2 separate regions of the Homo sapiens genome follow, and region 1 is linked to region 2. Evidence: read pairs that join two places in POLR2A ChIA-PET (ENCODE). Cell type or tissue: OCI-LY7. All regions are shown on one strand.

Region 1 (8,000 bases), 390 kb after region 2:
TAATCTGGGGATAGTAGTAGAATCTTCCTCACAGGATTGTTTTAAGGATCAGTTGGTCTAACACATGTCAGCTGCTTCAAAATGGTATCAGGCACAAGGTAGGTGCCTAGTAAATGTTAGCCACTATATTATTAAAGACAAAAAGACCAAATTTCTGAGTCCTTCTGGAGGAGGCCCACAGTGATAGACCTAAAATAAGCTCCAAGTTGTGAAGCCCTAAGGCTAGGCACCAGGCTCTGGGGGCACCCACAGGCCCACCGTATGCAGGGTTTGGGCCCCACTTTTGCTCTCACATAATATGTTGACTCTGTGGTGAGGGCTAATGGAGTGGGCAGCAGGTATCCTCCAAGTCCTGGGCCCCAGCCAGGGCTTGTTCAGCCTAGCCAGTAGCTCCCACCCATGGTCCTCAGGGTCCCAGCTGTTCCTGGCTCCCAAGAGGCAAAGTGCCAGAGCTGAGTTGTCATTGAGTCACTCACTGGCCAAGGTAAGAAGCACAGATGTCTTCCAGACAGAGTTGGTGCCACAATGTGGGGTGACAGCACTGGGTAGAGTGGACAGGCCTGCCATCCAATCCCCCAGTAGCTGCAGGCCTCAGCCATCCTCAAAGCAGCAACGGCAGCACAGATGGCCAGCCTGGGCCACAGAGGCTTAAGAGGTTTAACTAGTCTACAAAAGTTCCTTCACCTGGACTCCTACCTTCTCCTCCCTCCCTTCCCCAGACTCTCCTCCTCCCTCTATCTCCATCTGCAACATAAGCAGACTGGATCTACAGACTCTGTGGAAGTCTTAAGAAGAAACATTAAAGCAAACAAACAAACCCCAAAAAGGCAAGTATGAGGTCTTCCAGGTGCTGTGTCCCTTTCAGCGCCTAATGACATACACTTAATGAACACTGGCTAAGAGATGGTCTTACATTGACTGGCAGCCCCTACCAATCCTCCTAACCTCAGGGCAGGAATATTTTGTTCAACTTTAGATGCCCTGACTGTATCCCTCACTTTACTCTTCCTATCTCTGTCTGTTTACTCCTTTCCAAATCTGTGCCTGGAGGACCCAAGTCCTGTGGATATCATCTATGAAGTACATCTATTTTTTAAAGTTCTTAATATTTTGGGGCCTGTGAAACCCTACGAGAATCTAAGAGCTATACCTTTCCCCAGAAAAATAGGAAATATCTGCACACAATTTCTGGCGGTTCATGAAGCCCAGGAACCTCTCCATGAGCTAAGAAGAGCCCTGGTTGTAATCCAGGGTGCCTGACTGTCTCATTGTCCGTGTTACCTCTCCACCCAACCCCAAACACGTATCTTGGCATGAGGGAGGCAAAGGACACACTGCACAGATGGTCACAGGCAGCTGAGAGCTTTGTCCAATCAGAGCCCTGTTCCCATATCCATCCCCTTCCCTAATTACACCAGGTTTTTCCTGCTAAAGGTCTGAGAAAAGGGAGCAAAGCAAGGGGCCCAGCTCTCTAGCCCCCACTGCCAGAGCATGGCCTGGGGGCCAGACGAGGGCCCAGCACCGTGAAGCTCTTCCTCTGGCCAGATGGCAAGGCCCTGCCTGCCCGTTGCAGGGCGCGGCTCCTGCTGCTCCCACACCTGCCCTGCCAGGCCTGCCCAGATGGCCACCCCTGCACCCCTGCCAACTACGGCAGTGGGTCCCAGGGTGGGCTGGCAGCCAGAACCCCACATGGGGAGAAGGCTAATGGTCCTGAACCCCCTGGGCCTCTCGGTACTGTCGAGGACCTGGTTCTCTCCTGCCCCCATACTAACTGGGTTTCTGCTCAATCCCTCTGGCTTGTCATAGAAACACCTCCACCCATTTCATCAAATCTCATGACCCATCCCTTCTCAGAGGGTTCTGACTCCCCCAGCCCCAGCCACTGGGCTCCAGAGGAGAGAATAGGCCAGCACAAAGCACATCCCTGTTCCCAGGCCTCATCACATGTCAGGAGGAGACCTCAAAGCAAGCCAGAAGGCCTGAGAGAAGGAGGAACAGAAAACAGGGAGAAAGCGGCCACATAGTACATAAACACCAGCTCCACTGGGCCACAGGGGCATGCGCCAGCTCACATCCAGGAGCAGCATCTCTTAGGTTTAGGGTAAGGGACTCAGGTACCTTGTTTGAGCTTTTCCTAGGGGAAGACTCAGACCCCAAACTCTGCTCCTAAAGGGGTGGGGAGCTGCTCTCTCTAAATGGTGGGAGGCCCCAGGTCAGGGCCCAGAGAGATAGCATCCCTGCCCCGGGCCAACTCAGATGGCATCCTGGGTCTTTCTCATCACACCCATTAAAGAAACCACAGATTGTATGGCTCCTGGGAGAGCCTGCTGGATTTCATTCCTGTCCCTGTAGCTGACAAAGGAGTCAGACATCTCTTGGCCCCTAAGTCTGAACAGCACACAGATCACAGAGCTGACCCAAGCTGAGGCATGGAGGCCCTTGGCAAGAAGAGGCTGTGAGTCTCTGCATAGAACTGTGTGGGTGCACCCCTTCCTTGGGGGTGTCTGGGAAAATGTGCAAGGGAAGCTGTGGCTAGGGGAGTCTCCGACCCTCACGCCACCCTGATAATGGACAGTCACCATTCAGGACATATTTATGTACCCTTTTTTATGTCAAGCATTGTGTCAGGCACTTGGGAGACACAAGAAGACATGGTCTGTGTCCTGGAGGAGCCCATGGCTTGGTGGGCAGCCTGTTAGGGCATCCAAGCCACTGTAGAGAGGAGAAGGGCCAAAGACAGCTCAGGCCCATGTTGCCTGTGCCAAACAGGCAGTGGTTAGAGAGGAGGAGACTGACTGGTCAGTGGGAAGAACAGGGCCTATCCCTCTCCTCTGTCTCACTGTCACTACCTCCATCACATCACACAATAGCAGGGGACAAGAAGCAGACGAGCACAGCCTTGGAGAAGTGCCCTTGAACCTTCCTCTGCAGAATAAGTATCCTGGCCCAGGATGGGCAGCCATGCCCCATGGCAAAAACTAGGGGAAAAATAATTTGCATTCCTGAGGCTTCTGCTCTGACCCTGACAGATCTCTCTCATCCAGGAAATCTGGCGGAACGGCGCTCTCTCAGCTAAAAAGCCTCAATCCTGGAGCCAACGGATTCGGAAAGCAACTTTGCACTCCAATCAAATAAAAATGTTCTTCTCTGCTGAGGAGAAGGGGGCAGGCCCCAGAACTGAGCTCTCGGGGTGAGTGAAGAAGGACAGCAGAGCCAAGGCAGCCCACAGAGTCATCATCACAGAATTTAGGGGCCTGGGATGGCTTTCAGCTCTCACTCTGCCAGGGAGGGATAAGGCCAACCCGAATCAGGGCAGGGCCCTGAGGCATGGTGGATTTCCTGTTCTCCTCCCTATCCTGGTGCCTGCAGACCCAGGAAAAGCTCCAGCCTCCCTCAGAATGGACCAGGGGGAGAGGGAGGCCAGGAGGAGAGGAGGAATGGGCTCAGCTGCTTAGCCCCATGTGGGCAACAGGTCCTGAGCACTGACTATCCTCATACCTGAGAGGACGAGGGAAGGAGGGAGGAGTGGGCCTGGACCCCACGAAGCCCCCTTGGCAAGAGCTGTAAGCTGCCTGTCTTCGCCTCCTGAGAACAACAGCCTATAGGGCAAAGGCCAGCTCGTGCTGTGTCCGCAAGGAGAAACCCGTCTTCACCTCCTTTCTGGGGCTTCAGCACCTGCAAGGATGCTTAGGCTGGAGAAACAGGAGGAGGAAGAGGAGGAGGAAGCAAAGAGGCAACAGGAGGGAAGAGCTTTGTGCTGGCTATGCCCAGGGGGAAGGGTCAGAGATCAAAGGGCACTGAGCCGCTGCTTCCAGAGGGGCAGAAAGGCCATCAACCAGTGGGGGTTGGGAGGTGCGCCTCAATTCCCGTTAGCAAAAGGCTCATGGATCAGGCTAGAGGGGGCTACGAAGTGGAGAGCCAGCCCGGGAGGGGGAGGGTCACCAGTTCTGGGGCCATTACAAAGGATAGGGCAGAGGGGCAGAGTTTGGGGCTTCCGTCTCAGATTAGTCGGTTGAGAATCTGAACAAAGGTGGGTGAAGGCTCGGAACCCCGGGGTCAGGGGCTCGCGTCTGCCAGAAGCTGAGACACCGAGGGGCCCGGGCCAGGCCACCTTTGTCCCTCTCGCAGCCTCCAGACCCCTGACCGCCTTCCCTCCTGGCCATCCCGGCCCGGCGCGGCACTCACCCTATCGCTGCTGGCGGGGGGTCCGGAGATCCGCTCATCAGCAGGCGGCGCCGGGGGCCCCGGGGTCTCGACCCGAATAAGGCGGTGTGGGGGAGAGCCGTGGCGCGGGGGCGGCGTGGGTCCGGGGGCGACAGGGGTGGCGAGGGCGGCGGAGCCGGACGACCCCCCGGAGTAGGGGTCTTCGAAGTCGCGCTCCCGCTGCAGCCTGTAGGCGGCCAGGATGTCCGGGGGCGGCGCGGGGGGCGCGGCCGGAGAGGGCGCAGGGGGGCGGTAGTCGGGCTCGGGGGGCGCCGGCTTGCTGCCCCCTCCGCCGCCGCCCCCCCCGCGGAAGCCCAGGTGCTCCCGGAGCCACTTGGCTACTCCGCCGCTGCCGCCCCCTCCTGGGCCGGCTCCCGCACCCCCGGCGCCCCGGCGGGACCCCCCCGGGCCGCCCCCAGCGCTCCCCTGCGTTCGCGGCCCCGGGCGGGAGCCAGCCGGAGGAGCTCCGCTCAGTAACATGGGGCCAGCCAGACTGAGCGAGGGGAGCGCAGCGGCGGGTGGGGGGCGGGGGCGGGGGTGGGGAGGGGGGCGGGGCTCCGCCGGGCGGGGAGGGGGCGGGGCGCTTCAGTAACAAGGGAGAGGCGGGGCTCCGCTCCCTAACAGGGTCTTCCTCCTCCCGTAGCTCGGAAGAGTGTACGCGGGCTTCCAGCCGGTATGCACAGGCAAGAAGTGAAGTGGGCAGCCCTGGGGCAGAGGATGCGACTACTGGACTGAGGTTGAATCCTTTACGTGTCGCCACGCGGTCCCCTGTGGGGAGCGCATCCATCCCCATCTGTTCTTTTCCCCAGCTCCCAGCTCGTGCGAGACGCAAAGAGGGGAGCCCCCAGACTCCTGACTCTAGGGAGCCTTACGCCTCTCCTCTTCCCTCTCCCAGGATCTCGCAACTGGGAAACTATAATCTAGGAGGAAAATCTAGGCGGGCAAGAAAAGGGGCTAGGTTCTGTAAGATGTGTCTGTAAGCCTCCTCCTCCCGTGCTACCTTGGGAGCCCCACAACCTCCTCCCATCCAACCGTACGCACTGCACATACCCGAACCTACGTTACTTCCCGATCCAGGCAAACACATCTCACATCACATACAAACAACTCCCTAGAGACGCCCACTTCTCCCGTGTCGTTTTCACACACGCCCTTCTCACACGCAAACAGCCCTCGCTCAAACATCCCCCACCCACGGGAGCACCTGCTCCAAACGGGCCCACATGGCCCTGACGATAGCATGCGCACGCACGCAGAAATCCCTTCCAGCCACATCCCGGGCTTCATTGTCAATCAGATTAGTAACAGAATGGAAACAGACAAGTCAATAAATCAAGTCTAGAAACAGTCCCAGTGTTGTCTATCACAAACTCCTTATCCTCTTGAGGCTCAGATGCTCAAGTGCTAGGCATTTTTGTCTTAGAAATAAAGCCAGTTCCGGCTGGGCGCGGTGGCTCACGCCTGTAATCCCAGCACTTTGGGAGGCCGAAACGGGAGGATCACGAGGTCAGGAGATCGAGACCATCCTGGCTAACACGGTGAAACCCCGTCTCTACCAAAAATACAAAAAAATTAGTCGGGTGTGGTGGCGGGCACCTGTAGTCCCAGCTACTCGGGAGGCTGAGGCAGGAGAATCGCTTGAACCCAGGAGGCAGAGGTTGCATTGAGCTGAGATTGCGCGACTGCACTCCAGCCAGGGCGACAGAGTGAGACTCCGTCTCAAAAAAAAAAAAAAAAGAAAAAGAAAAAAGAAAAGGAAAGAAATAAAGCCAGTTCCTCACCATAAATGTAGGCCTGAAGCCAACACCAACACATTTGCTCTTGGCTCTGCTGGGAAAGCAGCTGTCTCACCTCACTTTACCCCACCCCCTTTCCCCCACTGCCTCAGTGTCTCCGCACTCCTAGGTTCATGTCTGCCTTTTTTTTTTTTTTTTTTTTTTTGAGACGGAGTCTCACTCCGTCGCTGGAGTACAGTGGCACGATTTCAGCTTACAGCAACCTCCACCTCCCGGGTTCAAGCAATGCTCCCAGCTCAGCCTCCCTAGTAGCTGGGATTACAAGCGTGCGCCACCACACCTGGTTAATTTTTTGTATTTTTAGTAGAGATGGAGTTTCACCGTGTTGGCTAGGCTGGTCTCGAACTCCTGACCTCAAGTGATTCCCCACCTCGGCCTTCCAAAATGCTGGGATTACAGGTGTGAGCCAACGGCACCTGGCCATATCTGCCTTTTGAGGGCGCAAAAAGCCAAGAGGCCCCAAAGGAAAGGAGTTCAAAGCGGGGGGTGTAAAGAAGGATGTAATGGCAAAACTGTGAATCTCCTGGGATTCCCAGGGCCCCGAGTCTCAAAATATTTGTTGAGTTCCTGCTTTGTGCAAATTCTAGTTGGGCGAGGTGGCTCATGCTTGTAGTCCCAGGTACCTGGGAGGTTGAGGTGGGAGAATTGCTTGAGCCCAGAAGTTCAAGGCTGCAGCGAGCTATGATTGTGCCACTGGTCAGACAGTGCTGCTTGTATTTAGGACAGTGCTTCTGATCAAGCCAGTGCTGCTTGTATTTAGGACAGTGCTTCTCAAACTTTAATGTGGACACTAATCTCCTGGGGATCTTGGTAAGTTACAGATTCTGACTCTCTAGGTCTAGCTGGGGTGGGGTCCCAGGTGATACAGATACTGCTGGTCCCAGACCACATGTTGAGTAGCTGGACTGTAGGAGATACTGGAGAATCTGATGTTGAACTTGGTTTTATGAAGTATAATAGAGAAAATAACGTGCATATTTTTAAAATGTGCAGTTAAATTGACTAATGGTGCAAAACGAAGCTGGACATAGAGATGATAAATAGAGAAGAATGGTCCAGTTAATGTATATCAGAGAGTCTCCACAGTCACCAGGTGTGAGGGCATGGATAGGTAACTAATAAGAAATCCAATAGTTGTGGGCTGTAGCCAGGTATTTGGGGAAGGTACTCAATGCTACTGATACTTGCTTTCATGATCTCTGGAAAGGGCGTGATAATCATTGTGTGAGGATTAAGGGAGGTGATGAATATGAAAAAGGTTTGAAAACTGTAAAATGCTTACAGTGGAAGGTGTGACATGAGTTAAACTGCTTGACAGCTCAGAGGAATGAAATCAATCAAGTCTGCAGGCTTCATGCAGGACAGGAGGTAGACCTGAGCTGGGTAGGATTTGGACAGATGAAGCAAAGGAGTGAAAGGTCATTCCAAGACAGGAGGTCGGCATTAGCTGGACAAAGGCATAGAGGTGGGAACCCGCACACCATAAAAAAGGGGAGTATTCATGATGGGAAGAGTAGGAATAAAATAAGATGGGAAGGAGGGAAGATGTCATAAAGGCAGGGTTTAAACAATAATTTTAAAATTATAAAAACTTGTGTGCACCATACACTTACTCTTGTTTTAAAAGATCTGCTAATGTACTTTCCTCCATTACCAGAGTATGAGCTCCTAAAAGCAGGCAGTTTGAGCACCTCATGGAGTCAGGCAGCTTGATAGGAACCAAGGATACAGAGGTGAGGCCATCACAGCAAGGGTCCTCTGAGAATTGGGTGGAATTTTCTAGATCCAAATTCTGTTTACCTTTTCTTTCCTTTAGAGATGGGGTCTCACTCTCTTACCCAGGCTGGAATGCAGTGGCACAATCATAGCTCACTGCAGCCTTGAACTTCTGGGCTCAAACGATTCTCCTACCTCAACCTCCCGCGTGTGATCCGCCTCACCCAACTAATTTTTAATTTTTTGTAAAGATGGGGCCTCAGTACGTTGCTCAGACTGGTCTTG
Region 2 (8,000 bases):
AAACAAACAAAAAAAAAGAAACACAGAATCAAGCACAGACAGGCCACTGTGAAGATTTAGTTCATGGTTAGCAGGAACAGATCTTCCCAAGTAGTTCTGGAAATGAGGCCAAACCCATTTGTTTCCATATGGTCCCAGACAACCAAAAAAAAGACAGAAAAATTTCAAAGGGTAATGGAAAAACTTCCAGGCATCGTATGGTCATTCATCACATCTAACTGGCATCTTGACTCCTGAAATGCTGGATAAATCTCCCTTGGAAGTTAGCCATGTAACTGTCCTATACATGTGGACTTTATTTTTCAAAGTAAAGGAATAACTTTTTATTCAAGGATTCCTAAGCCATGTCCCCTAACCAAATTAAATATTCTTTCCCCACTGCAGTCATTTATGTTATTAGTAGTATTATTTTTCTTTCTTGTATTATCCATTTAACAATATTTCTGGAGAACCTACTGTTCACCGAGCTTTTTTGTGGACACAGGAATAGAGTACTGAGTAAAACAGTCCCCTCCTTTCATGGAATATATATTCTAGTTGGGGTTTTGGGTGAGACAAATAATAAACAAAAAAAGAAGTAAATATATATGACATATATTACAGTATAGATACATAAAAATACACATACTGAATATATGATATATAATGGTGATTAGGGAGAAAAATAATTGAAAATTGTGGAGATACAGAGTTCCAGTGATGAGAGGAGTTTGCTATCACACATAGAATACTCAAAGAAGACCTCACTGAGCTTGTGACATTTGAGCAGAGAGCTGAAGGAAGTGTGGAAGTTAACTGCACATACCTGCGGAAATAAAGTTCTGGGCAGAGAAAATGCATGTACAATGGCTCTGAGGCAAGAAATGCTTGGTATGTCCTAGGAAAAGGAAGGAAAACAATGTCTCTAGACTGGAATGAGTGAAGGGATGAGTATAGGACACGAGGTCAGAGAGGTGTACATAAATACTTGCTACTAGACCTCAAGTTCTAAAAAGTGAGGACCAAGTCTTAATCATCTTTATACCTTCCCTAGCTCTTACTAAAGCAACTGGCACATAGAATGCTTTAATAAAATGTTCATTGTAGTTATAATGAATGCATAGTTTATTTATGTTTTATGTCATTTCTAGAGCATTCCTTTTATTATTATAAAGAAATTGGCCAGGCCCGGTGGCTCACACCTGTAATCCCAGCACTTTGGGAGGCCAAGGCAGGCAGATCACCTGAGGTCAGGAGTTCGAGACCAGCCTGGCCAAACCCTGTCAAAACCCTGTCTCTACTAAAAATACAAAATTAGCTGGGCGTGGTGGCACATACCTGTAATCCCAGCTACTCGGGAGGCTGAGGCAGAAGAATCGCTTGAACCTGGGAGATGGAGGTTGCAGTGAGCCGAGATCACGCTATTGCACTCCAGCCTGGGTGACAAAAGCCAAACTCCTCACCAAAAAAAAAAAAAAAAAAAAAAAAGAAATTAAATTTAGTTTTCATTTCTATTAACTAGGTTTAATTCGGAAATCAGTAGATATAATTCTGTTAGATGGATGGATGGGTGGGTGGGTGGGTGGGTGGATGGATGGATGTGTAGATGGACCAACAGATTTAGATATACAGATGTCAGATTTGAGCAAAACCCTAGATCCTGGCCATGATCATACATCTGTACCCATGGCCAGGATCCAATGGGCCTCTCAATTTATCCTTAACTTGCTTATTTGCAATTTTATCCATCAAGTGATGCCACATGAGGAATTTAAATATCTGGACTAAGTAGGAGAGGTTATTGTTTGCTAAAGCACCACTGTCCCAAGCTCAAGAATGTTATGCTATTGGCATTTATAAGCCCAGTTCTAGGCATCATTATCTCAGTGGCCTTGAGACATTACCAGTCTATCTCAGAGATTCAGACTTGTCTCCTGATTGTATCTCTATCTCTTTCTCACTTCTTGGATGATTTACAATTACTTTCTCTCTGTCTGTTCCAGCACAACACTAACAAGTAAGGGCTCAGCTGACTTAGTCACACTTGAAGTCCATGAGAGGACTACAAGCCATTGATATCCAGTGCGTTCTGGATCAAGTTTTTGTTCCTTTTTTCATTTACCTGGGTGCTAGTCAAGCCTGAGGCTTAACTAATATGGGACCAAATTAAATGCTAAATGAATAAATTAATGAGCAAGGCTTAGATCTCAGTCAGACCTTGCAAGAAGGAAAGAGAGACCATCCATTAAGTTGAAGTTTAACAAATTTTAAGTTTGTTGTAAAATTTTTACTCTGATATTTGAAGAAGTAAGAGATTCATTCTTGGCACATACCTTCAGTTGTTTCTGTGAGGTTGGTAAATCCATTTTCCATGTTGTTATTATAACAGATCTGAGGACATTAATTGATATGTTTCACTAGAATGTGAGTTCTGATAAGGATGTCAGAGATGAATACAACACATTCTCCTGCAAATGCACTTTGGAAATGCCTTGTCTCACATATGGTATAAATTCTAATTGATATCTTTCACCAAGTATTCATTTACACCATGCTGTTTATGGCAGAAATTCCCTATATACTATAACTGTTGTCCAAATATAAGACTTCTCATGATAAATTTCTCTTGGCTTTGAATGTCAGGGGAAGTTTATGTCTTCTACACAACTGGTCTATGTGTTTTCGTCTGACAATAATAACTAGACAAACCATTGGATTTCCCTTTTTCTGTCTTGTCTTTTAAGAATTTCAAAGTTTGAGCATTAGGCTCCATTTCATTACCCCTCACTCCAGACTCCTAGTATATATTCCTACTGCTGACACTGCATGATTTCTGATCTTCATTTAGCTTTATTTCAGCTTTTCCATTGTTTTGAGCTTTACACTGAGGTTTGGAGAAGTTTGAGGGATGCCTCCATGAGAAACAGGAAGAATATATATTGTTAGCAAAGAGATACGTAACTTATTGCTTGAAGAGATTTGACAGTCATGTAGACTTGAACTAAAATATCAGCTTCAGTACTTGTTAAAAGTGTGAACCTGACTGAGCAAATTGCTTAAATTATCTGAACTTTAGTTTCTAAGAATAATAAAATTTTGTGAGAATTAAATAAGATAATGCATAGAGAATGCTTAGAATCCTATCCAGCACCTTGTATGTGCTTAATAAATGATATTTCTACGTAACAAATAAAAGCCATTGAGAGACAACTTTAATTTATACAAATAATTAAACAAGGAGTGTTTCTTGAATATAATAGAGTAGCTAAAGGTTCAGACTTAGAAATCACGTTATGTGGGTTCAAACCCCTACTCCATTATTTTCTATCTGTAACCTTAGGCGAGTTTTATTATGCCTTCATTTCCTTATATTAAATGACAATAAAAACAAAATCTACCTCATAGGGTTATTTTAAGGAGGCAACACAGTATAGATGCTTAAAAGTTTCCAGCACACAAGCATGTAATAAATGCTATTACTGCTTTAACTAGTATTATTATTAGTTGACTCTAGATTCAAACTAAATTTTTTAGAGATTTCTACTCCATTTTGGCCTCAAGAAAAACTGAATATAATAAATAATGAAAACTGAATTGGCCTGGGAATACAAAGATATTTTTTCTGGGTTTATTTTCACTTCCACACTGGGAGCTTTATTGATAACTTTAGAGATAAACATTTATGTGGAAGTAAATACACAACACAAGCCCAGAAAGGTACACACTGTAACTTTTTTATAACAGAAAGGAATTGTTGGGGATAATGTATTTCTCTCATGCTTCTGAGTCAAAAACCAAGCAAACTGAAATAGCCCAACACCATCATGATCGATTCCTTGTTTTTATTTCATTTTACTCTTTGCAATATGTTTTCATATTTAGTCATATCTCTTTTGATCCTCAAAGTGAGCCAAATAAGAGGACAGGACAGGTAGTTATTATCAATGATAAAGTGAAGAGTTGAGTGAAGTGACTACTCAGGGCCACCCAGTTGGCAAGTGACTGAGCTGGATTCAAAACCAGCTGTCATCCTTTTTCCTCACACTACACACATTGCCCTAAGTCAGACTTCCACACTGGAACTGTTTAATCTGTTAAAAAAAAAAAAAAGAAAAGAAAAAGAAAAGAAAAAGCTGATTCTGCAGTGACCACTGAGACATCTAAACAGAAGCCTCACCTTACCCCCCCTCAGGAGACAGGGCCATTGGACGGTCAGAGTGCCCCTTTCCTGTTGTTTCTTGTGCATCTGGATTCAGCACACAGCCCTGTCATCCCCCAGCTGTCCACTAAGCACCGCCATCAGCAATAAAGGAGTTACCACTTAATCTCTGGTACTTAAAATGGGAAATTGAAGCATATAATCACAGGATTAGAAACAGCTGAATCTAGGGACGCTGAAAAACCCTTTAGAACAAGTTGCCAAATAGTTTTGCTCTTTGCCAAAATATCTTTTCTCTTTATTTAACCCTTTCTGAGTTATAAGAGAAATGCAATTACAACCATGATATTCTCTACTAAAATGAACAGCTTCTGCTGTCTAAGAAAAAAAGGAAAGATTCAAAAATATACCTGTGACTATAATAGCTCTTGGGAGGAGGAAAAGCCCTCTTGAGTCATCCAGAGTCAGGCCACTTGGAAATTGACTATACATGTAGGTTGGGAACTAGGCTGGTTATTAAGCTACTGTATCTTAGCACCACCCACTCACCTGTTACTCTGTTACATGATTTTGAGGCTGGACTCCACAAATAAAATTTATCCTTTGCCATCTGGTTTCCTGTTAGGCTCTGCCAATAAAGGGTATTAGAGGAAGACTGCAAACCTAGAGGATGGCAAAGGGATTTGCCCCTTGCTCTTTGCTTTCTGTGTCTGTCAACATCCCCTCAGCAATAGTTCTTCACCCTAGCAGCAGCATTTGGGTCTAGGTCTTTTTTTTTTTTTTTCTAATTTCCAGAATCAGCCTCATTGGAGTCCCTGCAGAGACACCAGCACCAGCCAGGTGGCACCTCCTGCTCCGTGGTCTTGTTCTCAACTTTATGGGGCTCTTCATCCAAGCTTCTAGGTTCAACTAATCCACTCTACCCTTTGCTCCCCTGTTCTAACGGTGGAAGATATTTCCTGTAGTTTGCATATCTTTCTGGAGTTATAGTTTTCTAAATACCTGTTTAGCAATTCGATTCCCTATATTAAATTATCCCTGTTAAAATAACTGGAATGGTTTCTGTTTTCCTGATTGGACCTTGATGGATACAGGATCTAACTTTATTTGTATTTCAGATATAGGTTGGAATGGTCACTTTCCCAAAACTTTTATTAATTTATTAATCCAAGAGAACATATGATATGTCTGGCATTCTGCTGAGGACTGGGAAAAGAAATATAAGTGTCTTCTACTAATTTAGTCCAACAAACCATGAGAATACCCAGATAAACCCTATGCAATCTGAAGTGCTAAAAGAGATATATAAAAATTGCTGTGGATTTTTTAAAAAGAAAGGAGTATGCTATAACAAAAGTATCTTAGAAAAAAAATTTTTTTGAAACAAAAAAATGGGCTGGGTGCGGTGACTTACGCCTGTAATCCCAGCACTTTGGGAGGCCAAGGCAGGTGGATCACAAGGTCAGGAGATCGAGACCATCCTGACTAACATGGTAAAACCTCGCCTCTACTAAAAAATACAAAAAATTAGCTGGGCGTGGTGGCGGGCGCCTGTAGTCCCAGCTACTCGGGAGGCTGAGGCGGGAGAATGGCGTGAACCCGGGAGGCGGAGCTTGCAGCGAGCCGAGATTGTGCCACTGCACTGCAGCCTGGGCGACAGAGCGAGATTCCATCTAAAAAAATAATAATAATAATAATAAAATAAATAAATAAAAAAGGAACAATTAATTTTGTTAAGGAGGATTCAAAGACAGATAAATAAAAGAACCATACTGAAAAGATTGAAAATGAAGGTTTTAACATAGACACAGGGAAGGGAACAACACACACTGGGGCCTGTGGGGGAGAGGGAAGGGGGAGAGAGAGCATTAGGAAAAATAGCTAATATATGTTGGGTTTAATACGTAGGTGATGGGTTGATAGGTGCAGCAGACCACCATGGTCCACGTTTACCTATGTCACAAAACTGCACATCCTGCACATGTACCCTGGAACTTAAAATTTTAAAAAAGAGAGAGAGAATAAAAGAAAAATAAAAAAAGAAAAGAAAATGAAGGTTTTAAAGGGCCACGTGAATTTACTGTTTTTTCATTCTCCGCAAATTATCACAAGGACAAAAAAACCAAACACCGCATGTTTTCACTCATAGGTGGGAATTGAACAATCAGAACACATGGACACAGGAAGGGGAACATCACACACCGGGGCCCGTTGTGGGATGGGGGGAGTGGGGAGGGATAGATAGCATTAAGAGATACACCTAATGCTAAATGACGAGTTAATGGGTGCAGCACACCAACATGGCACATGTATACATATGTAACAAACCTGCACGTTGTGCACATGTACCCTAAAACCTGAAGTATAATTAAAAAACAAGACAAAACTGTAGTTGTTTTTAGTTTAAAATAGTTTAAAAACAACTATTAGCACTCTCAATTTTCATTAATTATATCCATAACTTAAAAACTATTAAACCAATCTGGCCTGTTGAATCTCTGCGTAATTCTTCCAGCCATTCAGATTACATTAATTTGTAATATACCACCTTCCACAGGAGTTGTATTTCATATTTCATAACCCTCCCCCACAAACACGCACACAAATGGTAAATTTGTTAACTCTCTTTTCAAGGAACACACACTCTTACAACATGGATTACGCAACTATAGAGCAAGCCCATGAAACCTAAAGTACATTCCATGATACGTTACTTCACTGGGGGCATTAGTAGGTAGTCCATGAATGAAGGGTACAATATATAAATAACTTTGAGAAATGCTGGACTGAGCAGACAGATTTACTTGCTGCAGGAATTTTCAAAGCTTTTAATATCCTAATATGTTTGTGAATCCCAAAGACAACGTTACAAATTGCAGCCAGCTCTCCAGATCACATTTGCTTCATCTTTCACTTATCCATCATATCCAATCAGATATTTAAGTTCCCTCTAGTTTCTTCCTCCTCCTTCCTTCTTCCCCACTGTGACCATCCAAGACTTTGTCCTGGTCTTTTTTATCTACCACCCTCCTACCTGACCACCTTGCCTTACTGCTCATCCCCCAGGTCAGTCTTCCACAACAGTCAGACTTCCACTGCAATCAGAAAACTGCAGCCCACAGACCAATGCCAAACAGTTTATTCATAGACCAATGCCTGTTTATTCATAGTTGATAAGCTAAGAATAGTTTTACATGGTTATGTTTTAAACAGTTATATAAGCACCTACATAATATCATTTTGTGTCTTTTGCAAAGCCTAAAGTATGTACTATCTGGCCCTTTTAGAGAAAGTTGCTGACTCCTGCTTGACACCCCTGTCAGATGCATTTATCCTAAATCACCTGTACTTTTTATGGTTTCTTATCACAAGTTATAATGGCTCCTGCTTGTTTAGCCTCAATGACAGAAAACCATGAACAAGGAAAACCCTCTCACCAAGCAGGGAAGTGGGGTCCTTCTTTTAGGTTTTGGCAAAGAGAAAAATTGTTGTCATCTGCTGACTCCAGTGCAAAATCAGGGAACACTAGAAGTATAGAAAGTCCCTTTCTGGGGATACAAAAATGTGCATGCACCAGAGAGTGGTAAACAGAAAGAATGACCAATTTTGTCAAAGCAGAATTACCAAACAGGAAGCAGAAGGTACAGGCAGTGATGCACTGACAAATGTCTCACAACTGGCTTTCCACTGAGATGCAGGAAAGATTTTAATTAGAGGTGAGAAGCCTTGATGTGTATCATGTGCCAATTTCCATGGTGTAAATGCTCCCACCACGCTTGTTTCAAGTTACAAATAAGACATCATGGAACAGAGTTGGGAAGAGACACACTCAATGGGCTTTCACCCTAATACAGCAGGAACA

What was found. ChIA-PET counts read pairs that join two places held together with the same protein. Peaks named below come from ENCODE experiments on the same cell type or tissue, not always from the same donor. Only the 100,000 strongest peaks of a DNase experiment are listed, where the experiment ranks them.
Region 1: POLR2A ChIA-PET joins it to region 2 with 12 read pairs; 2 of 35 experiments call an interaction of 5 or more read pairs at or near these places.

What each region holds. Positions count from the first base shown.
Region 1 is chr15:45,183,269-45,191,268 of GRCh38, forward strand. SHF (Src homology 2 domain containing F) reads right to left here and starts at 4,698. Exons shown (of 7, transcript NM_001394037.1): 1 at 4,186-4,698. The coding sequence starts at 4,683. LOC124903481 (a long non-coding RNA gene) reads left to right here. Exons shown (of 2, transcript XR_007064608.1): 1 at 1-3,190; 2 at 4,847-5,550. RefSeq lists enhancers at 1-381, 3,126-3,678 and a silencer at 4,593-4,642. In OCI-LY7, no CTCF peak of the experiment used is centred here; a DNase peak (open chromatin) is centred at 4,813; H3K4me3 peaks cover 1,511 bases.
Region 2 is chr15:44,794,760-44,802,759 of GRCh38, forward strand. No RefSeq gene overlaps it. Among named protein-coding and RNA genes, the nearest start is that of TRIM69, 62 kb to the left of the region's middle. In OCI-LY7, a CTCF peak has its summit at 4,251; a DNase peak (open chromatin) is centred at 7,782.